Regions from separate parts of the Mus musculus genome. Here region 2 is linked to region 1. A link is a loop called in an ENCODE intact Hi-C map of the cell type or tissue named here. Cell type or tissue: gastrocnemius. All regions are shown on one strand. Links, peaks and the distances in the headings refer to the core of each region. The heading gives the core; the rest is flanking DNA.

The links. Peaks named below come from ENCODE experiments on the same cell type or tissue, not always from the same donor. Only the 100,000 strongest peaks of a DNase experiment are listed, where the experiment ranks them.
Region 2: a loop joins it to region 1, with 2.8 times the contacts of the local background. A loop is called at or near these places in 11 of 42 quality-filtered maps.

The regions. Positions count from the first base shown.
Region 1 is chr17:17,614,132-17,630,377 of GRCm38, reverse strand. It overlaps Lnpep (leucyl/cystinyl aminopeptidase), which reads left to right and starts at 5,889. Exons shown (of 18, transcript NM_172827.3): 1 at 5,889-5,984. The coding sequence starts at 5,966. In gastrocnemius, for the core only: a CTCF peak has its summit at 6,475; DNase peaks (open chromatin) are centred at 4,583, 4,920, 5,238, 5,749 and 1 more place; H3K4me3 peaks cover 5,644 bases; H3K27ac peaks cover 7,319 bases.
Region 2 is chr17:17,566,962-17,583,207 of GRCm38, reverse strand. Lnpep (leucyl/cystinyl aminopeptidase) reads left to right here. Exons shown (of 18, transcript NM_172827.3): 2 at 3,836-4,676; 3 at 7,821-7,959; 4 at 9,130-9,261; 5 at 11,462-11,582; 6 at 12,180-12,334; 7 at 14,774-14,887. Among named protein-coding and RNA genes, the nearest start is that of Lnpep, 49 kb to the left of the region's middle. In gastrocnemius, for the core only: no CTCF peak of the experiment used is centred there; no DNase peak of the experiment used is centred there; H3K27ac peaks cover 2,777 bases.

The DNA.
Region 1 (16,246 bases), core at 3,236-11,235:
CTTTTTTGTTTGCTTGTTTTCATGGTTTTTTAAGATCTATTTATTTATTATATGTAAGTACACTGTAGCTGTCTTCAGACACTCCAGAAGAGGGAGTCAGATCTCGTTAAGGATGGTTGTGAGCCACCATGTCGTTGCTGGGATTTGAACTCAGGAGTAGTCGGTGCTCTTAACTGCTGAGCCATCTCTCTAGCCCCAGAAAATAATTTCTATTTATCACTTACTGGATCAAGTTTCACTGATACCAACTCAGCACCCAAACTTGGAATTCTTCAATATGTCAATTTAAATAATCAGTTTGGAGCAACTTTCTCAGCCACATAGGTTGGAAGTGATAGAGGCAGAGTTTGACCTCTGTGAACTTACCTCTGCCAGGCATCTTCCTCTTCAATTTTGTGCTATCCTTTGTGTCCCCACTAATACAACTGTATGTAGCCAAACTGAATGCCATCTATATAATCACCCGTAATGAAAATGTATACTCTTTTGGTAGCCTATTTCATGTGGGAGAGGCATTATCTCTCTGCACAGCATAACTCCATATACACTTTTTTGATGTGTAAATATATACATTTTAGAAAGCTTCTTCCCTGGTTATTTCGAATAGAGCATCAGTGAACATGAATGGGTAAGTATCTCTGTAGTAGGATAGTAGGGTCTTTCAGGAATATGTCCAGGAGTCATATGGTGAGTCAAATGCTAGTTCTAGCTCTGCTTTTTGAGGAACCTCCATCCTGATTTCCATGGTGGCCACACCAGTTTACATTCCCACCAGCAATCAAAAAGTTGTCCTCTTTCCCCATGAGCTTTGTTGTTGTTTTCTTGATCTTGATTTTAGCCATCCTGACTAGGTTAAGGTGCCAGGTTATCTATCTCTGAGTTGATGGTCATTGGTGTCCCATAGACCCCCCCCCCCAAGGCAATACAAACTATTGCTATTGCTTTTGACTGTCCTCTAGAAATTGAGGGTAAGACCCTATTGCTAAAGATATCAGATACTTGAGAAATCAAGCTGGTACTAACCTGGAAGTATCATTACTACTGACTATCCTAGATAGATTTGGAAGGTGCTGGGCACACTGCTTAAGAAGTAAGATAAAATCATCAGTGTTACCAAGCTATGAACTCTGAGTTACAATAACAACTGGACTAGTACAATAGTGGCAATAAAGTTTTGAGAGTAAAAACTGCTTTCTGATTATATTGAAGAATAGTTCCACAAGATTGTGGAGAACCTTTTTGGGGTACCTCTTGGCAGGAATATGACATTGTCCAAAGAAAAGGAAATGGGCTTCAGGCAAAAATCTGACATTGGCCATGGCAAGGAAGTAAGCTCAGGTAGGAATCTGACATAACAAACATTAAAAGGCCCTGCTCATATAACACAAACAAGCTGTGCATGTCTTGAAGACGGGGAAGGAAGGCATTCTTGTCAGAACAACCTAAGACAGGCTCAGCCACGTTTATTAAATTAAAAGGGGGGAGATGTGGAGAGCCTTTTTGGGGTGCCACTTGGCAGGAATATGACCTTGTCCAAGGACAAGGAAATGGGCTTCAGGCAGGAATCTGACATTGGCCATAACAAGGAAGTAAACTCAGGTTAGAATCGACATTGGAGTGTGGGAAGCCACATGTGCCATTGCAGAGTGGTGCTGGCTACTGCTGGCCACCACGCATAAGTTTGGACAAACAACCAATGTGTACATATGCAGTAAAGCTTTTTGCCAAGTCACTGCCTGGCCCGGGCATGTTAATGAGGTACTGAGATATAACCAATCAGATGTGAGACATGCAAATGAGGTATGTTAATGAGGTTCTGTGAGGTACTGAGAGAGAGTAGCCAATCAGATGAGGAACATGCAAATGAGGCATAGTGCATAACCAATCAGGGTGTGAGACACTGGGCTTGGGGTCTCTTCGCCTCTGCAATCAAGCTCCTGTTGCAGTATTGTTCTTGCTGGTCGAGTCCGGCAAGATTGGAGCATGACAAAGAAGTAAATTCAGGGAGGGACCTGACATTGGCCAAGAATAAGGAATTAACAATCTGGTTTTAGGGTAGAACAAAGAAGTAGGCTCTGATATCTTGATCGTCCTTAGACACAGCTAGTCATGGGGCTTTGTGTTTATTGTCTTGCTTGTTCCTTGACTATTGTCCTTTTAGTTTCTTATTGTACTGCTAGCCCTTAACACTTGCATGTAATTAAAATGGTATAAAAAGCAAATTGGGAAAATTAAATTTGCCTTCAATCTCAGAATTGACTGGGATCATGCTACAATGTTGTCTGTCTTTTTTCTTTTTAATCCTCACTCCTGTGCTGGAGAACCTGTTGACTGACTGAGCGGGCGTGGTCAGTACTACTACTTATTCATGACAACTGTAATAAGTTATTGTGAGTTAGAGTCAATCCAGTCTGCTGTAGAATTATTGCTTCTATCTTAGAGTGCCAACTTCTCTGTTTCCAGCTTTCACCTTCCTGGCCTTTAGTAATCACTACTATTCTTTAGGTTGTCTTTTTTTGTTTTTTTTTTTTTTTTGCACACACATATTGAGTGTATTTCTTATAATCATCACCTGTCAATAAAAAAGCTTATGGCCAATGAACTGAGGCAGGAAATAGGAAGTGGGACGTCCAGCAGGGATAGAGAGAATTCTGGGAAATATTCAGAGTTGTGAGAGATTCAAAAGCTATGTAATTCAGTAGGTAGCTGAAACCAGGTTAAAATAAAAGGGATAACAAGTAAAAGCAAGTCAGAGAACAACCTGAAGGTTATGGCCTCAGCAATTATTAATACATAATTAGTCTCAGAGTAGTCATTCCGGGAGCAGGGCCCAGGAGGAAAAAACCTGGATTTATTTTTTACACAAACACATATAAGAAAAGAATTTTTTGTCATTCTAACTTAAATTAGTATAATGTCTTTAAGTACTATTCTATTTTGCTGTATGTGGTAGAATATTTCTTTTTATGACTGAGTGGCAGTCATTGTAGATATACATCCCACTGTTGTTGGATATTTTGTTTGATTCCTTATCGAACAGTGCTGTAAAAAACAAAAAAACATGAGTGTTCAGATATCTCTTTGAAAGCAGACAGAATTTCTCTTGAATATACATCCAGAAACAGTACGGCCAGATCCTAGCACAGATCTATTTATAGTATTGAGTACTAATTTATGATCCCATTTTTTGTTTCTTTATAAACAGATGGTAGTTATCCAGGGTGCTAATATTTTTCAGTTCAAGCTATTAGTATTTTTTCTGTTATATAATTTAAATATTAAGTAGTATGCAGTGATGACTCTGAAGATGGTAAGATGAGTGTATTAGATGACATCACCCTGATAATAAACAGTAATATCACAATAACCTAAAGTGTTAGAACCTTGAGAAAGAGGAGAATCTGAACAAGAGCAAAACCTCTGTGTTTTCCTCAAAGAGGCTTTACAAAATCAAATATAAACAGTATTTGACGGAACAAAATTCACTAATATGCATTTAAGGCTACATGGGATTCTGAAATATGTTTGTTTTATTTACTGTTTGCTTGTATTCCTGAATAGCAAAGATGAGATGCAAGAGATTGGCAAAGAAATAGGTAAAAAAAAAAAAAAAATCTCCTGATTCTCCCAAATTTATGAATGCAAATTGTGAAACACTTTAGCACACAGTCTCAGAGCTGAAAATTTAAAAACAAAACCCAAGGTAATGTGATTCACACTTAAAGTATGATAGACTGTAGCTTGCTGGTGAGGTGAGGTGATTTATCATGTTGTGGAGTTTTAAATAACTGCTACTAAGTGCTCTGGCACCAAAAATAACACCAAAAGAACAAAACACGACCTAATAGGGAAGAGTTTCTTAGCTAAGCAATACCAATGTGAAACAGGCTCATTTGAACAAAATCCATGAATACAAGAGTTCTTGTGGTTCATTTTCTACTTTTGGTTCGGAATTGCTCCGATATGGGGACTAGCCTAAGGACTCAGCCTATCTTTCACACAGTGAAAAGGCAGTAGCAGCGTTGAGATATGATGTCATGAACATTTGTACTGAGCACAAACAGACCAACTGGAGACATTCATTATAAAGACATTCAGTGGAAAGGTTTCAATGTGGGCAGTAAATTAGAAATATAAACATTATACTGTACTTATTTAATATATTGTGTAACGATTAAAAATGAGGACATAGCCCTAAAAAAATGAATGAAAAAAAAAACCTGCCCCACTGATCTTGTATTCTTGATAAACAATAAGCCTTTTGACAGCTAAGAGTGCTCTGAACATAATGGCAGGAGGAATCTTTATAGAACCCACTGTGTTTGTTGCTATTTTAGGTGTGTGGTCAGAGGATTCTCTGTAGGGGTGACATTTGAGTTAAGAAAATGACAGGAAGAAGTAAGCAAACAAAACACAAAGCTGTGGAACAATTTTGCAAGGAGGGTTTTGTTTTGTTTAAAAAAAAATAAGTAAAGGTACGGTTAACGATGCTGAATAAATCGCGCCAACTTCTAGGAGCCTTATGAAAGCTTCGGGGCCATTAAAGGGCGAGAATGTTAATGAGGTCCCAGAGTTAGGTAAGGAGTTTAGTGGTTACTCCAAGTACAGTTGGTTTTCACAGGGCGTTGTAAAACAGGAGTGGAACGTAGTGGATGTAATACAATCGACCTCTTAAAAACACTGCACTTCGGGTTTACTTCTTTGAACGTAGAATTTCCTTATCGATCGAACATCATCCCTTTCTCCTCTTTCGCCCAGGATATTTGTACAGGTTTAGATTTTGTTTGCACGGGTTGACAGCCTGGGAGGAGGAGTGTGTGACAGTTGGCTCGCGCAGTGAGGCCAAGGCCTAGCCAAGTCGCCGCAGGGGACGAAGCAGTGAGTGGGGAGGAAAGAGGAGCTGTGGCTGCGGTTGGGAGGGATGGGGGAGCCTCTTCGCGGGGTGTTGACTTCCGGCAGTTGGAGAAACAGGAGCTAGCAGGAGCTAACGCGGTCTCTACGTGTCTCGTAGGCTGCCGGGGACCGCCCCGATTTGGCACCGGAAACAATGGGGCCCGAGGCAAAGGCGCGAGTACTAGGGGAAGGGGGAACTTGGCTCCCTCCGGTCTAGCCCCGCGGAATCAGGCCGTGTACCCTGAAGGCTGGGAGCAGCCAACTGCTGGTGTCGAGTAAGGACAGGACTAGGCAGGCGGGCCTCTCTGCACACAACCTCTGCGCGCACGGTCCGTTCTCCTACACCCCGCTCCGGGTTTTGAGATCTGCTCGCAGTTCTAAGCCCAGCCCTAAGCAAAGGGCACCGATCGACTCCCGGGCCCCTCCCTTCCTCTGGCCTCCGGCTTTGCTGCAGCAGCAGCTGCTGCAGGGCGTTCTGCTAAAGGAGGGAAGTCGGGCCGACCACCGCCGCAGGGCTTGCTCCGGCGGTTAAGAAGAGCGCCGCCCCGGGCTAGCCCAGCGTAGAGGCCGACCCACCCTGGGCCTTGTCTTGCTTTCAGAACGCGAAGGGCGACAACCCCTCTGGCGACAGCATCACCGGCCGCATTTCCGGGCTCAGTACTGGGGTGGCCGCACCCGAAACACGGCCGGATGCAGTAGTAGGTGTACCAGTTGTCTGAACCGGGGTACTACAGCTCTGCGGCACAGACAGCGCGGCGGCTAGAAGTGAGCTCCGGGGGTGGGGCTCTAAGCCCCGCCCCAGCACTGCGCTCCTCCCCGCCGCCCCTGGGCGGAGTGGGCCTAGGGTTGAGCGATGCTTAGCGTCCACGCCTCAGTGGGTCTTTTGCAGCAGTTGCGAAAACCCGGAACGAAGGTGTTGTTGCCGTGCGGCGGAGCGGCGCCGCCCCTCGCCGCACCTCCCCGGCAGCCCTCGGAGGCCTTTGCTGGGCATGCTCAGTCGTCAGGACCGCTTCGGCTCTCGGAGTAGGAAGCTTGGGGCGCTGGGCTGGTAAGGACCCGCGGCGGGGCGAAGATGGAGTCCTTTACCAATGGTGAGTGGCTAGCCCGAGTCGCGGATTCCCGGGCTCTCAGGGTCCAGAGGGTCAGATGTGGCAAGGGGGTCAGGCTGCAGGCATCCCTGCCAAGGGTTTCCCAGGCGGGCCGGGGGGCGGCAGAGGGGCCAGGGTCGGCTGGGGCAGGCGTGAAGGTCAGCCCTCTCCCGGGGGCCAGCCCCGAACCTCCAGGTGAGGTAGTCGGCAAAGTTTGGGATGCTTGCGCGGTGGAGGGGGCGGCGGCAAAGTTGGCAACGGCGTTGGTCCTGGGGGAAGCGGCCGCGGCCAGGAGAAGCTGCGGCCCCGGCGAAAGCCTACTCGTGCGGGGAGCCTGGAGCTGTCCGCCCGTCCTTCACCGAGCTGTCCGCATGCCTTTCCGTAACAGGGCGGGGTGGGGCCGCGGCTGGCAGCGTGATTTAGTGCACTGCAGGGAAGGAAACTTACCGGGGGCTGGCTAGTACTGCTCGGTGTGGCGAAGATGCCGCCCCGCATTGCCACCCGTCTGCCTACCGCTGCTCCGCAGGTCGACCAAACTTCTTTTTACCAGCTAGTGATGTTTGATCTTCTAGTTAGAGATCCATTGAATATCAATGGCCCTTGTTGGGCTTATATCATAAGGTGGCATGGGTGTGTGTGTGTGAAAGTCAAAGCAGTCTGTGTCCAGAAAATAGCCACGGCCCTTTACTTCATGGCTTTTGTCTGGGCTTGTAGTGCTTGAGTCTCAATATAGAGGTGAGATGATGTCTCACCATTTTATGGTGTTTAAATATATGGATTCCACTTTAGGATGGAAAGTAGGAAAACTGCTAATAAAGGGTAGGGCTTAATGAGATTAGAGGATCCACTTTCTACTTGGCATGTGTTTCCAGTGTGGTTGGTTACTTCAGGTAGGTAGAAAGTCAGATTAATGGGAGAGAAGCATATTATTGTTGGGAGGGGGGTCGCATGCCACTTAAGGAACTGGGAAGGGGGAGGGGACACCCACTCTATCCACTCTAATGCCTAGGCTGGACTTTGTTGTGTTCTTTAACATTGTTTACCACATCGCTGGAGCTGTGACCTACTCATTATGTTCTCCTTTTCCCTAATTCGGGATGCTTTATTCTCCTGCCATCTTTCTGTCTGCAGTGTTTAATTAGGCTTAGTAATGACAGCTTTAACTCCAAATTTCTTTCTCATATGTGTTCTATTTGTAATTACCAAGTTTCTAAGAATAGTCTGGTAAACTTACTCAGAGAATTAAGGAAGATTTGAACTGAAAGGCACCATAGAGACCATCTAGGATTTGAGTGTAAAATGTGCTTAAAAGAGGTATAAAATTTTCCAAGACGTTTTCTTCCTTCTAGGCAGAATTATTGGAGCCTCCTTGTTTTAAATATGTAGGTAAGATTTTTAATTATGAAATCTTACCCAATTGAAAACAAGAATGAGTCATTTATTTAGTCAGGTTTTTCCCTGGTTGATTTGTTGAACTTCCCCCCTACATAATTAAAGTACATTTTCACACCATAAAGTTAAAATCTTTTCTCCTCCCATAGAATATCCTCCTTTAGATATATTTACAAACTGTCTCATTTGGGAAGACCATGGAGAAATCCTAGAGAAAAGAGGCAAAAGGTCAACTTTTCTAGTTCTTTTCTGTCTACCAGTTTTTCACAGTTGGTGTTGAAGGCTGATTGGCAATGTGTCATTTCAGTTAATGCTGTCCTCCTTTAAGAAGGAAAGCAGGAACTACATATAACTCTGATACTGCTAATTTAAGGTGCTTTGAAGACTTTAAGGCGGAATAGGTATTTAAAACTTTTAGAAGTTTGCTGTAGAATTTTCTCGTGTTCGAATACTATATAGTGTAAATTGTACTTATTTTTGTCATCTTACAATCTATGATTGAAGGATTTATCAAGCTTGTTTGTTTGTTTGTTTGTTTTTCAGGACAGGGTTTCTCTGTATAGCCCTGGCTGTCCTGGAACTCGCCTTTGTAGACCAGGCTGGCCTCAAACTCAGAAATCCACCTGCCTCCGCCTCCCGAGTGCTGGGAGTGCTGGGATTAGAGGCGTGCGCCAGCACGGGCCGGCCTGGATTTATTAAGCTTAATATTGGCTTTTGTAATTGATCCTCCTTTAGTAAATCTTTCTCATTTACATGCTCTTGAATGTCCCTGCATAAAGAGGTGTGTGTGTGTATAGATGTATAATAAAGTTTCAGTAGCTCTGAGCCCTTGGCTTTCTTAAAATACTGTCAGCAGTTCATTAACTGACTCACAAGTTCATAAAGTCGAGGAATTTAGTCTTGTCATTCCAACCTTCAGAACTCAGTGATTTCAGTAGCATTTTCTATGCTTTCACTATTTGCTGTGCAATGAGTTGCTATGGTGGCTCATTTTCTTGAGCCCTGTTCTCTGCCTGAAATAATAGGTTCATGTATTAATAAATATCTTGTGTTCATCAGTTCAGCTAATAACTGTTATAACCCATTTAAAATTAATGTTTCTAGAAAAGGCCTATAAAGATGGACTTTAGTGCCAGAAATTCCTATTTGGCTCAGGAAATAGTTTTTGCCTTGACCTTGAGAGGGACTGTTACCACACTGAAAGCTGGACATTTCGTCTGGCTCTAGCTCTCTGGTGACATTTTATGGGCAAAGGAATGTGTTGACTCGTACGTAAGATTGGTTTGACAGTAGCTGCCTTGTCCTATTAAGGCAGGTAGAGATGAAACTTTTAGGAGTAGTGGTGACCTATTTATTTATTAGCACCATAGAAAGTTCATGGAAACTATCTAGGTTTTCTAAGAAATACTACATTAAGACAGCTATTTATTTGATGTCCATCTGCCTTTATTCTCATTTGCTTGAGAACTCTCAGAATAGCTTTAATTTGGAATAAGAGATGCTAAAATTCAAGGCTTAATGGAAAAATCTGGTTGAGGAGGTCCAGGGTCAGGCCTAGAAATATCTGATTGCATTTTGAGAATAGTAGAAATATTCATTTAAAGAGGGCTTGGAGAAAGTTTTCAGGTAAACAAATAGAGACTTTACAAACATAGGAATAAATTAATTTTCTGTTATTTTTTAGTATATATTTTGCTAACAGATACTAGTTTTTGGTGTGATTACAGGTAAATCTAGTGGTTGGAAAATCATTGCTGTATTGAAGTGCCAAAACCAAAAGCCTAGTAGAGATTGTCACTTTTTATATGAATTATATAGCCTCCACACAAATCATTTTATTACTGTACAGTGGTATATAATCAGATGAGGCAGACCTCCTGTCTTTCAGAGTTGTGTATGTTTGTTTTTAGATTAATATCCAGTTAAAAGTATTTTCCAACTTTTAAAATGGAATACCTTGACAACAAATTATCTACTTATGGATTGTAAAGCAGTATAAAGTTATGCCAGTTTTATCCTATAAATAACAGTTGTTTTATAAATGTGTGTATCTCTCAAAAAAACTTACATATAGTATCATCTCAGAAACAGGAGCTTACCATGTACTGTTTATATGTTCACTTACATATATACGTTTCTTTTTGTTCTATAGTGAATTACTTCATTGGAAGAAAACTTTTTAAAGTTTTTCTGAAATGGAATATGAGTTCAATTGTGTGTGTGTGTGTGTGTGTGTGTTTGTTTCTGCTCCTGCCTTATCTTTTAAATTACAGTTGGGGAAATCTGATATAGAAATTAAGAGTTAGCCAGGAGTTAGGGTTAGCCATATCTTATGCCTTAATTCCAGCACTCAGGGAGACAGAGGCAGATGATCTCAGCTGGCCTGGTTTCCTTAGCAAGTTCCAGGCAGGCCAGGCCTAAGAAGTGTGAGACCTTATCTCAAAAAGCAACAATAACAAAACAAGAACAACAAAAAATGAAATCAAGGGCTAACTAGCATCATAAAAAAAAAACAAAACCAAACCAAACCAAACCAAACCAAAACAAAACAAAACAAAAAAACGGGTAAAAAGGGTAGCTATAAAGTATTAAAGTTTAAACCAGGAAGCAGTGTTAGCAAATTTTTTTTTATCTTGAGACAGAATAAAAGACAGCATATTTTAGAAACTATTATAGCAATAATTGTCGTTTGTCTGTCTGTGATCTTTGAGAGCTCAATCTGAAAGGTAGAGAACTCAAAAGATGAGGAGTTGTATGAAAAATCCAGTGGTGATTTTCTGTTCAGTAATTCAGTCACACAGCTTCTTTTATTTTTTTTTTATTAGGTATTTTCCTCGTTTACATTTTCAATGCTATCCCAAAGGTCCCCCATACCCACCCCCCCAATCCCCTACCCACCCACTCCCCCTTTTTGGCCCTGGCGTTCCCCTGTATTGGGGCACATAAAGTTTGCACGTCCAATGGGCCTCTCTTTGCAGTGATGGCCGACTAGGCCATCTTTTGATACATATGCAGCTAAAGACAAGAGCTCCCGGGTACTGGTTAGTTCATATTGTTGTTCCACCTATAGGGTTGCAGTTCCCTTTAGCTCCTTGGGTAATTTCTCTAGCTCCTCCATTAGGGGCCGTGTGACCCATCCAATAGCTGACTGTGATCATCCACTTCTGTGTTTGCTAGGCCCCGGCATAGTCTCACAAGAGACAGCTACATCTGGGTCCTTTCAGCGAAATCTTGCTAGTGTATGCAATGGTGTCAGCATTTGGAAGCTGATTATGGGATGGATCCCTGCATATGGCAATCACTAGATGGTCCATCCTTTCGTCACACACAGCTTCTTTTAAATGCTCACTTTAGAGGTAGGTTTTCTGCTGGAAGAATTTTACAAGCATATTATCAAATAGTAGTAGCCCATAAGAAATGTAATTTTGCCTAAGATAATATTCTAATTGTGAAAGAAATGTGCAAAATTGTTTTTCTAATCTGTTCATATAGCATTTGTCAGTAACAAAGATACATTGACTAATGTCACATTATACCTTTATTAGAAAACAGCATTTTTTCCAGAACTTAGCCAAGACCACCGTGGACTTGGGTTGTGTGTGGTGCAGCTGTGTTCTGTCAGCTACTTGGTGTCTGGAAAACTGTATGGGGTTGGAGTTGAACTACTACAAAGCTTTTTGTAAGGCTCTCTCCCTGACCCCCTTCCCCTTTAGAGATACCCTTTCTGTTAATGAAAAACCAGGAAGAGGAACGAAATAAAGGAAATTATGGAGCCCCCATGGTGTCATAACTCTTTTTATATCTAGTGACCTTTGTAGAGAATGTTACTTCTTGCTTTAGTAGAAAACATTGAAAATAACAACAGAAAGTAAGAGGTGTTCTGTCCAAGGGAGGGCCATCATCAAGGAATGAAGGTGCTGGCAGGAGATAGAAAGAATTTGCTAGGAATTGAACTGACTGCCTTCTTTTATTTTCTAGTCAGGAGAATCCAGTCACTTTAAGGTAGAACTATTAACTGTCTAAGATATTCTACATATGAAGAAAACAAGATAGTCAAGAGTACCGTCCCTTTCCCACTGTGATAGCAATTTTTTCCTGTTCGTATTGCTTGATTTTTGTTTCACTTTGGTGTTGGTGCTTATGGTTGAACAAAGAGCTGATTGATTTTAATTTCAACCTTAGCATCTAAACTAGGAACCAAGCCGTTTACCAAATAAAATTGAGGCTGCCAATGAAGTTTTCAAAAATAATGGAGTGTTAAGTTTAATTATAAGAGATTCTTTGAAGTTGTTTTCCTTCTCATATGTACTGCTTAGTGAAAGGCCTCCTGGGCATTTCACATATTTCTAGAATGGAGTCACTGAAACAAAATTTGACTCAGTTATCTGTGTCTTTGGGGAGGGGTGGAGTCCAAACCTTTTTTAAAGCTACAGGGTTCTACTGGAGGAGGCTGATTGATGGGGGGATGGTGGAGTTAGAGAAGGCTTCCTGATGTTTCTTTGGGGAGAGCTTCTTCAGGTGAGGGGATAGGACAGCAGGGATGTAGTGAGAAGTCACCTCCTTGGGTTGTTGATTTCCATTTTCTTATAGCAAATGATGGAAGTGTTTCCCAGGCAACTGCTTTAAATGTCATAAATTCCTGATAGCAGAGGAGGCTTTGGATATTAGTCTTGTGCTCAAGTGTGTGTGTGTGTGTGTGTGTGTGTGTGTGTGTGTGGTGTGTGTGGTGTGTGTGGTGTGTGTGTGTGTGTGTGTGGTGTGTGTGGTGTGTGTGTGTGTGTGTGTGTGGTGTGTGTGGGTGTGTGTGGTGTGTGTGTGGGTGTGTGTGTGTATGTGGGTGTGTGTGGTGTGTGTGTGTGTGTGTGTGTGTGTGTGTGTGTATTATTGCCTGGTCTCAGCCTCTGCCTTAATTCCCTTGAGATTGTCTCTCTTCTTGAACCTGGAGCTCAGTATGTTTTATGGCTAGGCTGGCAGCCAACAAATCCTGGGGACTCTCCTGCCTTCCCTCCTGCAGGGTTAGAGGCACATGTGTCCATGCCCAGGGTTTTCAGAGGGAGGAGTGGTTCTGATGAGTCCAACTCAGGTCCTCATGCTTGTACGGCAAATGGTTTTACTCACTGAGTAATCCCCACTACTGGGAGCTTGATATTTCTTTAAGCTGAAACTTACTTTGGAAGATTTTAAAACAACTATCAGAACATTCATATCCACAAAGTATTATAGCATCCTAAGAATAAGAGAAAACTTGCGTAGAGATTAGTAGTAGAGGCTGGGAATATAGCTAAGTGCCTAAGAGACTATTCTTTAAGTAGGTATTGGTACAGTGATATGAAGACTGTATAATGCTTATCTAGTTTCGGTTACCAAAAATATGTTCCATGGTTTGCTTAGGGCAAGTTCCTGTGGCCCTTGAGACTTGGTAGGAAGAACTGGTCTGTTTAGATTTACCAAGATCCTATATCGAAGCTTGGGCCAGTCTATCTATACCCTTAGTAGCAGTAATTTTCTGCTCTTTGCACTGGGTGCTGTGCCAGCCCTTGGGATCCTTGGTAGTGTCTCTTCAGTGTTTAGAGTGGGTGGCTGGATGGGGAAGGCCGTTTAGGTTGAGCGTACAGGACTGGGTGCTTCTCAGTGGGGTGAGAAGTAGTCCATTGTATTATGCAGCAGCTTTACTTGGAAGGTGAGTATGGAGCGGTTTGATGCCTTTTTCAGTTGGAGGTCGTGTGCAGAAAAATCACTGAGTCTAAATAAAAGAGACTTGAAGTAGAATAAGCAAAAGTTTATTAGGACGTGATTGGCTTGGCTCCACTCTAGTTGTTCATTGCAGATGAACGCACATTTATGTAATTCCCAATTTTGGAAATATTAAAATACTAGATACAAAAGTATTAAACACAGAAGAATTCAACATCTGTTTAGTTTATATAATTGAATGACAGTGATTGAATAGTTTCTTTAAAATGTGGTTACAGTCTTAGCCTTTTGAATAATTACAATTTGTTTGGACGGATTAAATAAGAAAACTAGTACACAAATGATTGTAAATTGGTGAGAAAATTACTGCTTTAGTGGTTTAAGATTGTCATAGACTTGTATTTTATTAGTCTAATGTCTCAGATGAAAAATATTTCAAAGAATTATCAAAAAAAGCATTTCAACAAGTTATCTGCAGAATAATTACTTGGTAAAATCTATTGAATATTGGGCCTGGCAAATTTATTCACCAACTGAAATATTTTCTGACGTGAGTTTTTTGTTTATATTGAAATGGTTTCGTTGCCCTTACAGACCCCATTATTGATATTCGTAAGTGCATTTTCCTGTGCCTCAGCCTGAATTCCACTTTCCTGGGCTGGTATCTCAGAAAGCAGAATGCTGATATTTCAGAGCATATGCAGTCCATTGTGAAATGACACTAAAGCTAGTCCTTTATTCCATCTTCAGACTTAAAGTTTCTAATTTTATGTGGGGTAAAAGAGGAAATGTGAATTATATAAACTTAAAGTATAATTATGATATCTTAAAAATTATAATACAAGTATTAAAAATTTGGTTATAAGCTACAAAATTTTGGAAAATTATTATCATGAAATCAATTGTCCTCCCCCCTACTTCCATAAAAGCATTTTTTTCCTTTGATTTCTTCCACGTTTTTCCTTTGTTTCATTTTATTTATTTTTTTATTTATTCACTTTACATCCTGCTCACTGCCTTCCTCCTGGTCACCTCCTCCATCAGGCCTTCCCTCCATGCCTCCCACCCCTTTTCTTCTGAGCAGATGGGGGCCCTCTTCAGTATCCTCCCACTCTGGTACATCAAGTTTCTGTGGGACTAGGTGCATCTTCTCCCACTGAGGCCAGACAAGGCAGCCCAGCTATAAGAACATAACCCACGGACAGACAACAGCTCTTGGGATAGTTCCTACTCCAGTTGTTCAGGACCCACATGAAGACCACATGTGTGTGTGTGTGGGGGGGTGGTGGCTAGGTCCAGCACTTAAGGCCATTTTGTTCTATGATGTGAAATTAATATTCATGAATGTGATCACAGTTTCAAAAGGAGACAATGAAGAAACAAGATAATGAGAAAAACAAAAATTAAAAAAATAAGATTTTGGGGTGGAGAGATGGCTCATCGGTTAAGAGCAGCAGTTAAGAACTCAGAGGTCCTGAGTTCAATTCCCAGCAGCCACATGGTGGTTCACAGGCATCTGTAATGGAATCTGATGCCCTCTTCTGGAGTGTCTGATTACAGCTACAGTGTACTCACAAAATAAATTAAAAAACTAAATTAAGATTTTGAGTAATATTAGATAAAAGTCAACTGAAGACCAGTAAATCAGTTTTCAAGAAAACCAGACAACTTTTGTTATTTAACTTTGTGTCCAATAACTCCATCAAACTTAAAGTTAATCCTTTGTTTTAAAAATACCAGGAATTGCTCAGGAAGGATCCTTTCTAATATAAATTTTAAAATCAATACTTTGTATTTATTCTTTGAGAATCTCATTTATGTGTACAATGTGTTTTGATCAAATCCCCTCCTACATTCTAACTTCTTCAGCACCCCTCCCCCATCTTCTTCCACCTCATTTCCATAACTTGCTGACTCCAGTTAGTACTGTCCTTATATTTATGGGCATGACCCTTCACTGGAATATAGGCAACCTATATGGAACAGTATAGCTCCTAAACTGGACATGGGGCCTTGTGAGCCCCTCCCCAATCCATGCTAGAATTTTGACTGTCTTGACATGTAGCCAGATCTGCTGTGAGTAGCCATGCCATGTCCTGAAGGTATGATTTTACAGCATCATTCTCAGGGCCTTCTGTTCTTCCTGCCTCTTCCTCTGTGATATTCGCTGAGCCTTTCCTGGTGGGTGAGAGGTAGATGTTCCATTTAGAACTGAGCACAGAGCTAAATTTTGATACAAAATCTTGGGTGCTGTTTAAGTTTCTTAACATTCTTACCACTGTATGTTAATTATACAAAATAATGGAATTCATTATGATTTTATATATGTATATATATGGTACTTCGATCATATTTACTGTCTTTTTACACACAAATACTCACGTTTGCTGGTCTTAGTCAATAGACAATATTCTATAACTTTTTGGGAGAGGTTTGCTTGTGTCTGTTTTCTAAATATTTTAAAAACATACCCTCACAAATGAAACATAAAACTTGTGTTTTTACCGTATTTCAACACACTCCAAGCTTTGTTCTTAAATAGAGAGTCTAGGTAGAATTGTGGCCTTTGGAGAGTTTACATTGTGGAAAGAGTAGCTTTTTAACAGGCTCTGAACCCAGGCTAATCACTCTTCTAGAGCACTGTCGAGTTCAGAATTATAGGTCCCTTCTCGAAACTCAATCTTCTCCCAAGTGCATTTGGTTTTGTACTTTTTTTCGTTATTTATTGTGGAACTCTGTCTATGAATTAGCTTTAATTTGTAAGATGCTTGCACAGTGTAGTTATGGTGAGCAATTCACACTGCTTCATTCAAATTCTGGCCTTTTTCTCCCTGTATAAGTACTTTTTGACTTAAAGATGTTACAGGATGTTGTTTTATAGTTTAAAAACTAAGTTTTACTGAAAGAAAAAAGGCACATGATCATCTCATTAGACAATGAAAAAGCCTTTGACAAAAAAACACCCAATACCCCTTCACAATAAAAGTCTTGGAGAGATCAGAGATACTAGGGATGTAACTAAGCATAATAAAGACAATTTAGAGCAGGCCTATAGCTGACATCAGATTAAATAGAGAAACTTAAAGCAGTTCCACTAAAATCAGGAATAAGACAAGGCTATGCCCCTCTTATTGATTCAATATAGTATTTGAAGTTCTAACTAGAAGAATAAAACAACC
Region 2 (16,246 bases), core at 4,459-12,458, 48 kb after region 1:
AAGATATTGTAACTACTGTTCTCTACACATACCATTGACAGGGAATGGGCAGGTGGCTACTTGCTAAATCCACACCTATAAATGAGTAGAAATTTTATTCAAATAGATCTTTTTATTTTTTAATTTATTAATCATTCTATTTGTTTACATTTCAAATATTACCCCCTTCCACGAACCCCCTACCTTATCTCCCTCCCCTTTGTCTCTAAGAGGGTGCTCTCCTACCCACATACTCACGCCCGTGTCACCCCTCTAGCATCCCCCTTCTTTAGGGCATCAAGCCTCAACAAAACCAAATGCCTCCCTTCCCACTGATGGCAGATAAGATAGTCCTCTGGTACATATATAGCTAGAGCCATGGACCCGCCCATGTATACTCTTTGGTTGATGGTTTAGTGTCTGGGAGCTCTGAGGGGTTCTGTTAATTGATACTGTTGTTCTTCCTGGAGTTGCAATCCCCTTCAGGTCCTTCTGCCCTTCCCCTAACTCTTCCATTGGTGTCCCGGGGCTCAGTCCAATGCTTAGCTGTCAGTATCTGCATCTGTCTTAGTCAGATGCTAGCAGAGGCTCTCAGAGGATGGCCATACCAGACTCTTGTCTGCAAGCACAACTTGGCATCAGCAATAGTGTCAGTGTTTGCTGTCTGCAGATGAGATGGAACCCATGGTAGAGTGGTCTCTGGTTGGTTTTTCCTTCAGTCTCTGCTTCATTTTTGTCTCTGCCTTTCCTTTAGACAGAACCAAATGCCTCCCGTTAGACAGGGACAATTCTGGATTAAAAATTTTGAGATGGGTGGGTGGCCCCATCCCTCCACTGAGGGTCGTGCCTATCTACTGGAGGTCATCTCTTCAGGTTCTGTCTCCCTGCTGTTGGGTATTTTGGTTTATGTCATCCCCTTTGGGTCATGGAAGCCTCTCTCATCCCTGGAGGCTGGGACTTTTTCTAGTGGCTCCCCAAGTTCACCATCCTCCCCCCCCCCCACACACACACACCCGCTACTTATTTCTACTAGTTCTCCTGGCTCTCTGGACTTCTATCTCTTCTATCTCTTCTCTGGTCCTGCTCCCCTCCCCCTTTTTTCTCTCCCCTTCCCTTCTCCCATCCATAGTTGAGTAATAATACTCCATTTGTAGTAGTACTCCATTTTCAAAATGTGTATAAATGTACCACATTTTCTGTATCCATTCGTCTGTTGAGGGACATCTGGGTTCTTTCGAGCTTCTGGCTATTATAAATATGGCTGCTATAAACACAGTGGAGCATGTGTCCTTGTTATATGTTATATGTTATATGAGCATCTTTTGGCCCAGGAGTGGTATAGCTGAGTCTTCAGGTAGAACTATTTCCAGTTTTCTGAGGAAACACCAGATTGATTTCCAGAGTGGTTGTATCAGTTTGCAATCCCACCAGCAATGGAGGAGTGTTCCTCTTTCTCCACATCTTCACCAGAATCAGCTAAGTTTTTGATCCTAGTCATTCTGATTGGTGTAAGGTAGAATCTCAGGGTTAGTTTTGATTGGCATTTCCCTGATGACTAAGGAGGTTGAGTATTGAATGTCCTAATTTCTTTAGGTACTTCTCGGTAGCATAATTTTTACCAATTTCATAATGGAGAAGTAGAAAATGGTTGGCCATCTTACTCTAGTTTCTTTTCTCTCTAAATCAGAAGTGCACAAAAGTACGAATGACAGTTAACTCTTAAAAGGAAATGAGTTCTCTTGACAATGTTCTAGTGAGTTTAGTTACACAATAACAGATATGTACTAGACTGAATGAAGGAAGAGGAAATCATGACATCCAGGCAGAGGAACTAAGTAAAAAAAGGCCTGCCGGGGAGAGATTTCACCTGACTTGTTCTTAGGGTAAGACAGTCTGCTATGGTCTGAGCACATCTAGGAATAGTGTGGTTGGTGCCTGTAGGATTCCATCAATCCTTCTGACATGCATGCAGATCACTGGGTAATCTCCTGAAATTCCTGCCTGGAAGGGAAGGAGTCTGCTTTTGTAAGAAGGTGTGACGTAATACGGGTACTGTGGTCTTCATTCTGTACTTTGAGTAGCAGTTGTAAACTTTACTCTAATATGAGTAGTGTGCATTTATTTTGTGAGTTATAAGTTACCACTGTTTATTCTTTATTGAGCACTATGTTTTCCTGTATATTAAGTAATGTCAGTTATGTTCTAATGTCAGTTATAATGAAATAATATTTTTAATTTCATTACCAGATACCAAATTGTTAAAAGCTCTTCCCTTTCATTAAATTAACATGAGTCAGAAGATGCATTACATTAATGAGAAGATTAAAATTTGAATAAATTGTTTTAGATCTGGGTTGAAATGTACAATTAAATACCTGTCTAACTTTAAGATTAAATTAATCCATTTATGTTTGTTTTTTTCATGCCTTAAATTTAATTTTGTTACTTTATAGAACTCTTGTGAAGATTAGAATTAACTGTAAAGTACCTTGTGAGAACAAATTAAAGATGATTTCAATTTGTTAAACTCTTGAAATCCCTTAAAAGCTGTGATTTTTAATGTAAAATATTGACTGTCCTAATTCTGAGTTATTGAGAGATATGTAGTATTATTTTCCCTTTGCTTCTTCCAACCTTTCTTCAGTGATTCTTGACAAGTATGAGGGGGGCGGGTTATAGCTTAGAAAGCCCCCACTACGTCCCTGCCTTAAGATATGCTGACACTCGTGGTGTTTGTTCTCTTTTAAAGATGGAAACTGCTGTTCTTGTGAATGCTACAGGAGGGTGAAAAAGCAGGTGTTTGAACTGTAGTTGACCTGTTTTTTAAGTTTTTTGTCTGTGATACTGTTTCTTGCTTACCAAAACTTCATAAGTTATTTTCTGCTTTTATTTTGCATTGGGCCAGAAACATCCTTCTCTTGTGTGTGTGTGTGTGTGTGTGTGTGTGTGTGTGTGTGTATACACATTTAAAAAAAAAAAAACCAGTGTGATTCCATAGTCGTTTCCTTACCACAGTCCTGCCCGCCATCTTACCCAAGCAATCGCCCGTTCTCTTGAGGAGCTACCTTTTAAGCCTAGAAGCAGGCAGACCAGTTTATGATTTGCCTGAGGGAGAATGGGTCACAGGAAAGAGACCAGCAACCTGGTTTTATAGTATTTGGCCAAGAATTATAGGTGTCCAGACCCAGAAGTAAGACATTGAGTGTCGTCCTTTCCTTTCGGCCCCACTTAGTCCTAGCTGTTTAGGGACAAACTCAGTTAGAGATGGCCAAGTAATATCTTCTAAAGTCAAGCCAGGGACCCAGAAGGTTGGGTAGGACTGTATTAAGGAAAGTACTATGAAATCACAGCTGTCTTAAAAAATTAATATACTTTAATTATTAAAAGAAAACAAATTCAAGTCAAATATATTTTGCATACCAAAATGATCCAGGCCTCAAGCCTTTATACAGCTCAGTAAGCTTCAATAGAGGTACAGTCACCAACCTTTTCCACCATTGGATATATTTTTATGCACTCAGTGACTACCAACAATGAGAAATCAATGATAGACTAGAACTAGAAAAACAATTAGCTTTATACCCTCTTAATAGTTTTTATTTTGTTGTTGTTAGTTTTGGTTCGCGATTGTGATTGTAGTGTGCTTTTTTAAATATATGCTTGGGTTTATAATGAGTAATTCAAGAATACCATAAAACCTTTATTTAATTCAAATAGCATTGAAATGGAAAAAAGTCTTAGTGTTTAAAAAAAATCCTCAAGTGATTAGAAATGCACTAAATTTGGTGTTTTCAAGAAACATTATCTTATGAGCTCTCCCCTACTTCTATCTTATCTTTATTTCTTAATTTTGTAGATCGGCTTCAGCTTCCAAGGAATATGATCGAAAACAGCATGTTTGAAGAAGAGCCAGATGTGGTAGATTTAGCCAAAGAACCTTGTTTACATCCTCTGGAACCCGATGAAGTGGAATATGAGCCCCGAGGTTCGAGGCTTCTGGTGCGAGGTCTTGGTGAGCATGAGATGGACGAGGATGAAGAGGATTATGAGTCCTCTGCGAAGCTGCTGGGCATGTCCTTCATGAACAGAAGCTCAGGCCTGCGGAACAGTGCAGCAGGCTACAGGCAGAGTCCAGATGGGACTTGTTCATTACCCTCTGCCAGGACCTTAGTGATCTGTGTTTTTGTCATTGTGGTTGCGGTCTCTGTAATCATGGTGATTTATCTACTGCCTAGATGTACCTTTACCAAAGAAGGCTGCCACAAAACAAACCAGTCAGCAGAACTCATCCAGCCAGTTGCTACAAACGGGAAAGTGTTCCCATGGGCTCAAATTAGGCTTCCCACTGCCATTATTCCTCTATGCTATGAACTTAGCCTACATCCAAACCTAACCTCAATGACATTCAGGGGATCTGTGACAATTTCACTTCAGGCTCTTCAAGACACACGGGATATCATTCTCCATAGCACAGGACATAATATTTCAAGAGTGACATTTATGTCAGCAGTTTCAAGTCAAGAAAAACAAGTTGAAATTCTGGAATATCCATATCATGAACAAATCGCCGTTGTTGCCCCGGAACCTCTTCTAACAGGACACAATTATACCCTGAAGATAGAGTATTCAGCAAATATATCTAACTCTTATTATGGGTTTTATGGCATCACCTACACAGATAAAAGTAATGAGAAAAAGTATGTAAAACTGAAATGGTTCTTGTTCTGTGCTCTGCTGCATGTAACTTCTACAATGCAAATAGGACCCTTTGTCACACCATAGATATTTTAAATTCAGAGGTTTCAAATTTACGAAGTTATATGTACAGTAGAATGGCAATATGGGAGAATATACTTCTTTTGAGCTTTTCATGCTTTCTGAGATGAATATTGCCATCCTTCCATGAAGCTGTAAGGAGTGAGGAGAATGGGCTAATCTACTTGCAGGCAGGACTTAAGGAGGTACTTAGTGAGTTGGAGAAAGAGAGGATGAAATATGCCTATGTATATCCTTCTTAATGTCCTTAATCTTTACTGGTTCGCTTTTTAAAATGTCAGTTTGAGTGTGGAATCTCTAAAATTGCAAGCAGAACTCTAAGAGAAGCCCCAGAGTTATCTCGTCTAATCTGATTTTTTTTTCCCCGAAATCTTTGGACCTAGTGCTACCTAGTTAGAAAAATTAATACTGTGCAGTAGAATTCAGTTATTTTTAGTGTAGTTGTGTAAATTCTAGGCATGAGCTGGGTTGAGTTATGTTAAAAAAATGTGGGTCCTTGAAACTAAGAAATAGAGAAATTAAAATAGTATCTTAAACTGAAAGTTTAGAATGAACAGAACGTAAGTTCATTTACTTGCCTCTTAAAGTGAAGTACCCACATGATTGTCTATCTTGAGAGTACATACAAGTTTAGATCATTCTTACCTTCAGGATGTCTGAAAATTATTAATCCTAAGCAATGTTGTATGTTTTTTCAATTTTGCTGGAAACTTTTATATTGGCCCCACTATAATTAAATATTTAAATTGATAGAGTAATTAGGGGGATACATTTCTTCTTGCTTGAAAGGCAGCTCTTCTTACCACCAATGCTCTTGTTGCCTGGAAAAATCACAATGTCTGTAAATGCTTTGAAGAGACACTGCTTGTGGTCAGGAAACTTTGCCTCCTTTCCACACTGCTGCCAACATAATCTATGCCTATTTTTATCTTTGCACTTGTTTCTGCTAGAGGTGCTCATGGTCACCTTCGATGTACAAACATTTTACAGTTCTTATTCCTAACATTTTGACAATCTTCATTATCTGGCCTTTGTTTTCTCTCACAGCCCTTATTCTCCTATCATGTTGAACACTCTATTCCTACAACTAAGCATAACAGTAGTCAGTATTTATTGGGAACTGAAATACTAGAAACTGCTCAGAACATCTTATGTTTCTTTAATCTTCTACCTTGTCAAACTAAGAAATGCTAATATATTCATAATAGCCAAGGATGAAAGTGCTTATAAATTACTATTATAAAGTAATAATAGTCTGCCAGGACTGTCAGGGAGCAGAGAGGGAACCCAGACCTTTCCATTGTATTGAACCACTTCCCCAGTTCATACTTCATTTCTTTTGCACATTGTTTTTGCCAGTGCTTAAGATTCTCTTACTCACCTCCCAGCTAATTCCTGTCCTGACTTGAGGATATGCATGCTTAGCAAGTGTTTCTGAGAGCAAACATAGTCACAAGGAAAGAATAGGTATCGAGTTTCACAATAGAGAAGACATTGTAATTGTCTTCAAAATGTAGACTTCTCATAGACTTGTGTGAGATAGTTGTTATATTGCTTGAACAATAACTTAAAAGTTTTCTCGTTTGTTTGTTTTGACTTAGAACATTAGGATCTATAGTCAGGCATGAGGAATGCAGTTGCAGTCCCAGCACTTGGGAGGTAGAGGCAGGAAGATCAAGGAGGTCGAGAGGCGCGTGCGCGTGCGTATGTGTGTGTGTGTGTGTGTGTGTGTGTGTGTGTGTGTGTTTGTACATGGTGAGTATGAGGCCAATTTGGGCTATTTAAGATTCAGTCTCAAACAAAAAGAAGAACATTATGATATAATTTTTGTCTATAAATAGGCCTCTCTAATGTGAGTAGTAGGGATATAATTAGACTTTATCCTATTCTGTTTACTGGGTGAAAATGTTGGCAGTGGATGAATAAAAGGAATGAGCTTTAGAAATCGCATGGTTATCAGATGAAGTTCACTCTGCTTTTACTGGGCCTATGCTTATCAGGAAAGACATAATGACTTTACGTGCGGAGAGAGTTGTAGTTACCTAGTACTAGTAGTAAGCATCGATGTAGAACCACCTAGGTAGCCTAGGTGGTTTTGTTAGTTTATTGTAAAGTTTTCCTGGATTCTGGCAAAACCCTAAGGCTTGGTTCAGGGAGACCTGGCTCAACCATAATATGTAACATATAAGACAGAGATGTAGGTTACAGACTGGACAGAGTCATGGAGCTAATAAATGTAGACCCCAAATTCAAAGCGCTCTTTTCTGCTTATCTTCTAAAAGTGGAGTCTAGCACAGCGGGTGCTGTGTCCACAGTGCCTGTGAATGGCATAGAAGCTGGCATAAGAGAGGCCTCTCGCTCGCCCTGCTACTCTGCTTGTGTAGTCTTCAAGTGGAAATCACTTTCTCCTGAGTGAAAATCTACCATTAGCCCCTGCTGCTTTTTGTGATTTTCACAGGCAGGACCATCTCTAAAAAGGAAAGAGGAAAGCAGAATGCTATTAAAGAACAACTGGTTTTTCTATTTTCATGAAAGTGCATATTGTAGATTTGAGATTCAGTGTTGTGAACCCAGCTGGTTAGTAGCTGCTAATGACAATCCTATGGACTTCTATCAGAAACTCAAGCCTCTCCGTTGGTGAATCCCACTGCACTTAGCAGCTGCTCCAGCTTGTAGACGCGTATTGCCTTCTTTCCTTATGCTGCCGTCTTTCTCAAGTGTACTCTTCAATTCTGTGCTTTATCAAGTGTGCTTGATATTCAAGGACCCATTCAGGCTGGGTACTAGTTTCTTTATAGTGTCTTCACCTGCAGAAGAATTTGTTTCACACCATTTGATCCCACTAATGTGCTTCCACTGTTAGCAATACAATTTGAAGCCTGCAAGAAGACTCTGCCCCCTCTAGGCCTCTGCTCTCCTCGCCCCCCTCAACCCCTTTAGTTAATAGTAGGTGTTTTAGAGGCTGGAATTGTAATGTATTTTTTTCTTCATAGCCCTAGTACTTTGTGGGATGCCCTGTCTAGTACGCACTCTAACTATTGGACCAAATTTGCATTTCTTTTTAGGTACTTTGCAGCAACTCAGTTTGAACCTCTGGCAGCAAGATCTGCTTTTCCTTGTTTTGATGAACCAGCATTTAAGGCCACATTTATCATCAAGATCACAAGGAATGAGCACCATACTGCGTTATCAAATATGCCTAAGGTACTGGGACGTGAAGGTGCAATATTTGGATAGATCTCTTATCTCTGAGAACAGTTGGATTCCTCTTTACTATTGGTAGGGATATTTAGAAACATATGTGTATATATTCTTTCTGAAATAGTTAGATACAAATGGAAAGAAAAGTACTTTGTCAGTCTGAGGAATGCTTGAGAAAGGAAAAGACCCTGCAAGGCTTAGAATGCATGCGTAAGAAGTGTGAAGTGTCTTCCTGCTCTACAGTAGCACAAATACTAACACTATGAAACAGTATAAGCTGAGTAAATGACTTGAGACATAATGAATTTGCTCTTGTAAGCATTGTTGAGACTATGGAATTGTGATCATTCTTAGTGTTTTGGCTAATGAAACTCTGGATTATTGTCATGTGGAAATGGACAAGAACAGGAGCCTTTTTCTTGTTAGTTGCATGGGAGGTAGTAGGGGTAACACCAAGTAGAAGAGTTTTATGCTCAACAGAACTTTATTCTTTTTGTGTCTGCCTGAATGGCTTGTGCAGCCGGTGTGGTACTTCCTAGAACCTGTATGGCTAGAGGTGAGAAGTAGCCACAGGTAGCAGGCAATACCATCTACCATCTACCCCCATAGCCATCAGACAGCATGAGCTTTCATTGTCACAGTCAACTCATCACCTTAATATGTCTCTTAAAGAGGTGGGCACCTACTTCACACTAACCCAAAGCAAAACCTGATTCATGGTTGGGAAATTTTGAGAGTTCCTGGCATTTCTTCACCTTTAGTCAGTGACAGAGTTCTCTAGTGACTTAATGCTTTTGATTCCACTAACTTTTCCTGGGGGTACTCCATGGAGCACTAGATCATGTCAGGGAATGTTTTAGCTACAGTTCCCTCTTGAAGTCAGTGATCCTCAGGTTATGGAGGTAGGGAATGGGGAAGGATTTGAATTTTGCTACAGTTGGAAGACAGAACAATTGCTACAGGGAACAAATATATTGAGAGTCATGTTGAGGTTCTCATTATACTCTGTGTCTTCTTGATCAAGAGAAGAGACTGAAACCATTATCTAGAAATTTGTGTTGAAAGATTAAAATGTCTATTTATTACTTCATGAATTTTTAATTTCTTACCGTATTTGTCATTGATCCTTTAGTTACAGAACTGTCATCTTCCTTTTTTTTTTTTTGGCTATAGAAGTCATCGGTCCCTGCAGAAGAAGGACTTATTCAAGATGAGTTTTCTGAAAGTGTGAAAATGAGCACATACCTGGTTGCTTTCATTGTAGGGGAGATGAGGAACCTGAGTCAGGATGTAAATGGAACTCTGGTATGTCCGTACTCTGATTGTCTGAAAGCTGGTGTATAGTAGGGTGGTGGTAGTTCTTGGTGGTTACCTTATGAATACAAGCTTTTAGATCGGATTCTAACATGTTACACCAGAAATACCACTCTCATTTAACTCATATATACTACTATTCATTTGCTGTCTGAAAGTTAGTAGTTTTCAAGTTTCCTATTTTGTGAAAATTATAGTAAGATAACATATTATACTGACATTTCTAGAACTGTACTGTAGAATATGATGGTCAGTAGCCTGAAGGAAGCCAGGACAGGAACTCAAACAGGGCAGGAAACAGGAGCTGATACAGAGGCCATGGAGGAGTGCTACTTACTGGTTTGCTTCTATGACTTTGCCCAACATGCTTTCTTATAGAACTAACACCACCAGCTCAGGAATAGCACCACTCACCATGGGCTGGGCCCTCCTCCATTAATCACTAATTAAGAAAATGCCTTACAGCTGAATCTTATGGTAGCATTTTCTCAATAGTGGTTTCCTTCTTTCTGTTAACTCTTCATTGTGTCAAAATGACATAAAACTAGCCAGGACATATCCCAAGTGTCTCTCAAGCATCCTGGTACACTTTGCACATTTGATTTCATTTCCTCCTGGTGCATCTCATCAGTCATTAGGAAGAAACTCAACACTTTCTTTATGCAAGGCACTATGCTTTCGGTGATGTGTTCAGTTTTGGAAGGCCAGTGTGTCCCTTAGATCCTACAGGCTCTATTACTGCTTTTCATTGCAGGTGATAAGGTTTGGGCCTGCTTTTGTTGGCTCGTATTTGTTTTTATTACTTAAAGGCACAAACGGGTTCAACCTACCAAGTCATAACTGTAGTTATAAAGTCTCTTAAAGGGTTCTTGGACTAGATGGCAAGAAAGCATTTAGACTATAACTGCCACGGCCTAGTTGCCAGGGGGCTTTCATTTGACTGTTACTAGGATATGATTTGTTTGTTTTTCTTTTCCTCCTTTATTTTTTAAATTGTTTCAACCTACAGCCTTAAACCTGCTAACCACCTCTTGTACCACAGAGCTGCACCCCAAATCCCCATACAGTAGTAATTGATATTCTCTTACCCAACCCAAAATATTGTTTAAGGCATTTCTCCCCTGGTATGCATGGTAGTGAAGACCTGTAACCCCACCTACTTAGGATGCCGAGGCAGAAGGGTCACAGTTTCAAGACATTCCTGAGCTACAAAATGAGTTCAAGACTGAGCCTGGAGAACTTAATGAGACCCTGTGGCCAACTAAAAAGTAAAAAGAGGCCTGGGGAAATAGCTCTGTGGTGGGGTGCTGGCATCATATATGTAGGGCTGTAGTTTAAATCTCTGAGACCACAAACTAGCAAAAGACTTTTTTTTTTCCTGAGACACATTGTTCTCTTTGTTTATTTTCCACTGTTTTATTATTTTTTAGAATAAGGTTGATATAAATATAATGAGCAGATGATAACTATGTATTAAGAAGTTAAAAGCACATGTTCTTTAAGGAAAAGAAAAAAATTAGAAAGGAAAACTTTCAAAACCCTTTCTCCTAATTGTGTGCCAGAATTGAGAGTAATTGTGTCACTTGGTCAAATTTCAGTTTCTTTTATAATCATATCATATTACTTAAACTGTGCACTTATCTTCCAAATAGAGAGAGGATAGGTATTTAAGTAATCTCTGTAATTCTATGATTTGCTTCTGAGTGTGCAGTCTGAAGTGAATGAGCAATGTGAGACCTGAATCATAGTTAGAGTGTCTCATGATACAACTGTTTTTTATTACATGATCCATCAAAGCAAGCCAACAAGTGAAGTTGATATTTATTTATGAGTATATATTTAGTGCCTACTGGATGACAGGCACAATAACAGGCACCAAAAGGATTAACACCTTAGTTTTGTGCTGCATATAACCCATCTTCACAATTCATAAGTAAGAGCACTTGTGAGTTATAAGAGTGTAAGAATGTATCATTACATTAGGGTCAGTGCTTATACTTTGCTCTGAGGTGTGCTATAGTAGTTTATTTGAGATATTGGGGAAAGCTTTAAAAAAATTAAAACACTAAGTAATTCTTTTGTGTAAGTATGGGTATAAATGACTTGTTTGCTGGTCCTAACAGTGCTCAGCTGAGTGGCATGCCATTTTAATCTTACCTGCCTTTACACCATGGATTATGTTTCTCTTCAGGTTTCTGTGTATGCTGTACCAGAAAAAATTGGTCAAGTTCACCATGCCTTGGACACAACTATAAAGCTTCTTGAGTTTTATCAAACTTACTTTGAAATTCAGTACCCACTTAAGAAATTGGGTAAGAGTTAGATAGTTCCTTTGATTTTCATTGCAATTTATAACAAAGATTTGCTTCATAAACAATTTTTTTAAAAAAAGCCTTTGCCAAATATTTTTAAAAGAAAACCAAGAAATTTTTAATGCTGTAGAAATTTTATTTGTGTACGGTTATTTATAATCTATACATCTGAACTTAACTTAGAATTACTTAGATAACTTAAGTTTATGGGGTTGTAGAAATTTGCTTAAGGCCCCATATGGAGTTTGATAAATTCTAACTTCGAAGGAATTTCGGGTTCAGATGGGAGGAGGAGATTTAAGTTTTGTTTGGCGTGACACTGGTTCTGAAGAACAAAGTGGGGCTCTGACTGGGCTTGGTTGTGTTCACTCTAATCTGATTCATTGTGAAAGAAATGGGCTGGCGTTGTCCTTGTTAGGGGACAGTGGAATTGCTGATCGGGTCTTCCTCAGCTGATATTCAGGTACCGAGCATTTAGACGTAGGGACAGGAAGATTCAGCATGTTAAGGATCATGAAAGACCTTCTACTGGGCAGAGTCTTGACTTAGGGAGTTCTTTAGGTGAGAAGTTGATCTCTTCTGTCTTGACATGTCCAGATTTGGTGGCCATTCCTGACTTTGAAGCAGGAGCAATGGAAAACTGGGGCCTGCTTACATTCCGAGAAGAGACTCTTCTGTATGACAATGCAACTTCTTCAGTAGCAGACAGAAAACTGGTCACTAAAATCATTGCTCACGAACTGGCACATCAGGTATCACCAACGCATACCGTTATATCTCACTCCCTAGAGTTTTAGTAAATACCTGTATGTTACTAAGCATATTACTATTTTGTGGTTTTAGTGTTGCTATTATATAAAATGACAAAGGGAAGAATTTCACCTTTAAGCTATTTCATGTCCATTGTCTCATCTCATAAACGCCCTATGGTGGGCCATAATCCCATTTTACAGGAAGACAAATTTATGAAATGATTTGTTCAAACTCACACAGCTGTGATACCATTAAGCCTCGAAGAATAACTATACATTCAGATTATCTTTTTTAGTATCCCAGTGCTGGGACCAAGCCCAGGACTTTGTGTTTGCTAGACAGTGCTATATCATTGAGCTAAATTCTCCAACCTTGGAAAATCAGTTTTTTTCTAAATTGTACTTATCTGTGCCATGTCTAACAACTACTGGCTTCTCAATGAAACCTTGTAGGATAGAGCGTTTTCCCTCAGTTACACCATCTCCCTTATTAAGCAGAACCTTCTTACTGTGTAACTAAATCTCTCCTATCTTAACTCAACTCTCGAGTACCATTTCATAGGTGTGGGCTATCATATCCAGCTTTCTACTAACGAGTCTTGAATCACAGTTGTCAGGACCAATTTTCTTTTTCTTTTTTCCTGCTACAAGTTGGTTTTCTATTAATGTAGAAGAAGGAGCTTTCCCTAGTGTAGAGTAAAGGAATTCTCTGTATAAGATGAAAAAAGGAAGAAAAAAATGTTCGTGAACATTCCCATTTCCAACACATTATCTCTGTTGAGCCCTCAATATGAGATGCTTTTCAGTGGGTTTGGAAGCTGTGAGGAAGCTGTATTTGAAGAAAGACTAGAAAGTGCTGTGGCCAGTTAACTTTGCCTCAGACATCATCTATAGATGGCTGTGACCCTTGGAAGAACTTTTTAGCAAGCTGATATATCAAGTATATACTTACTGCTATACATGAGCTGAAAGAAAAGTGGTCTTTTGTGAGATTTCTTCTAACTCTGTAGAATCTGTTTTTTATTTTATCTTCTGTTTGGGGCTTATAACTTATCTTCCTGTTAAATGGTTTTTAAGATACTACCTTTGAAAAATAAATGATTGCTACTCTCAAATGTAATTGTTTGTTTTATTAATAATGTATTTTTTGCTACTGTTGTGAAATAAGCCCCATACCACATTGACAAATTTGCATACCCCATGACCACTTTTTTTTGCAAATGTGGGTGCATGCATGTGCATGTGTGCTTGTGTGTGTGCATGTATGTATGTCTGTGTGTGTGTGTGTTTCTGTCTGTGACAGTGCATCAGGAGTCCTCTTCCAGCACTCTCCACCTGTCCTGAGGCAGGATCTCTTTCTGAACCTAGAATTCATATCTTAGAGAGGTTGGGAGCCAACAGACCCCAGTGATTTACCTGTTTATATGTCTGTAAAACTGGGATTGCAGACAGTTTTTAGAGAATTACATGGTGGCTTCTTACATAGGTGCTAAGGTCCAAAATTAAGTCCTCAGGATTGCAGGGTAAGTGCTAATGGCTGAGCCATATCTTCATACCCAAAAGTATTTTGAACATATGTTATTTAGGAAGGTCTCTTACCTTTTTCCTTCTTCTTATTACTATATATAAGAAACCATTGAAAGATTACTCTGACTTCTTTTGTGCGGTGTGTGTGTGTGTGTGTGAGAGAGAGAGAATACATACATACATGCCAGGTTTCTATAGGAATGTTACTTAAATTTTAGTCAGAAAGAATCATGTGTTTTGAACCTCAGGTAATGGAAGAAAAGCATGAAATCCAGGCAGATCCTCTGACAATAGGAAAATCTTTACTTGTCATGGATGATTTTATATATATAAATTGGAAAGTAATCTTACAGAGTTGATATTAGATCAGATAATTTCATTATCTAAGGAGTTTCACTTTAATGAAGCAGCTTAAAATTTTCATTACAGCCAGGCGGTGGTGGCACATGCCTTTAATCCCAGTACTTGAGGGGCAGAGGCAGGTGGATTTCTGAGTTCGAAACCAGCCTGGTCTACAGAGTGAGTTCCAGGACAGCCAGGGCTACACAGAGAAACCCTGTCTCGAAAAACAAAAAACAAAAACAACAAAAAAAGCCATTACCTATATAAAACATGTTGTATATAGCATATGTTAAAAATTCACACATATTTTAATAAGTAAATATAGTCTTTCCTGCTTTTTCCCCCATTCAGTTTAGGTAAAATGTTGAACTTTTTATTTTACTTCTAAAATCAATTTATACAGCTTTCAAAATCCTTTCTTTTTTGGGATAGTTTGTATAACTTTTATAAGACTTTAATTATTCTGGGTATAGATTGTTTTAAGATATTTTGATTATCTTCAATTAGCCTGATAGTCCATTCAATTAAGAAATTCCTGAGTCCTGCTGGTGACGAATTTGTCTCTTACAGTGGTTTGGAAATCTGGTTACAATGCAGTGGTGGAATGACCTGTGGCTAAATGAAGGCTTTGCCACTTTCATGGAGTATTTCTCTGTGGAAAAAATATTCAAAGAGCTCAACAGTGTAAGTACTGTGTTTCTTTGTCCTATGAGGAGGGAATAGCCACATTATAAGTTAGTATTTACCATATATTTTCTACATATTTGAGATAATTTGAAAAAAGTTAAAATCAGTAATGCTGGAGACTTGACAATGAAACCCACTCTTGCATATTGAAGTATTTCATTAAACATTAAAATGATTATTTTTTACTTTAGGATGATTATTTTAACTATTACATTTTATTTTATAAGATGTGGTCCTTTTGTTTGAAGGAATGCAGATAAAATTGGAAAATAACTTAAATACTTGTATAAAAAGAAATGAAATGAAGACTGGCTTCATACTGCTTTTTATATTGTCACTGAGTGCATTCTTTCAACAGTTCTTAAGTAACATAAGTTGCTTAAATAAAGAAACAAGGGCGGGAGATATGGCTAAGCAGTTAAGAGCACTAGTTGCTCTTCCAGAGGTCCTGATATCAATTCTAAGCACATGGCTCACAACCATCTATAATGTGATCTGATGCCCTCTTCTGATGTCTCTAAAGACAGCAACAGTGTACTCATATACATAAAATAGAATCTTTTTTAAAACCAAACAAATAAATTACTATTGCTGCATACAAACCATGCATTTGTTTCAAAGATTGAATACCATTCTGTTAAAGAGAGGTATTGTGCTGTGAGTGTGTCATTAGAGACTGGAGATACTTCCTGTACTCAAGGATTTTCAGACACCATAGGTCATAATTTCATAGGCATTGCTGAAATAATTCAAGTATTATTGGGTAGCTGAAGGGAAGCACAAAACATGTGCCTCTCAAACTATAGGACAGTCTCCCACATAGTATTGTCTTCAACCCTAAAATTCTGTGACTTGCTCTTAGACGCTTACATACATTTTTTAGGTATTTATAAGAAGTATTCTTGGGAGTTTTTAGTTTGACATTTCTGTATATAGGGCTTGATTCCGACTGCAAGTAATTTTTAGTTGAGATACGAAATAGGTAGTTTAAATAATGTGTGCTACTTAATTAAACATTGAAATACAGAGTCTCACCACTTGGGGGTGCTGAGAACACTTTAAATTCTAATATACATTCTAGGGACACTCTTGGCTGAGCTCTCAATGCTTTCAGAATAAGAGTTGTATTTTCTTTTAAGTAACCTCTAAGAATTATATATCACTTTAATAGAAAATCAAGGTAAGGACCCCATTTCTGCCCTAAGTTTCAATTTCTGTTTTAAAAGTCTACTTTAACCTTTGTTGAATATTTATCTTGGATATTCAGATTTGGAATTTGCCTCTGATAGTCAGAGATTCTCAATTTTACAGTTATGCTCTCTTTTCAGAAATGCAGATTCTCACATGCCTCAGTTC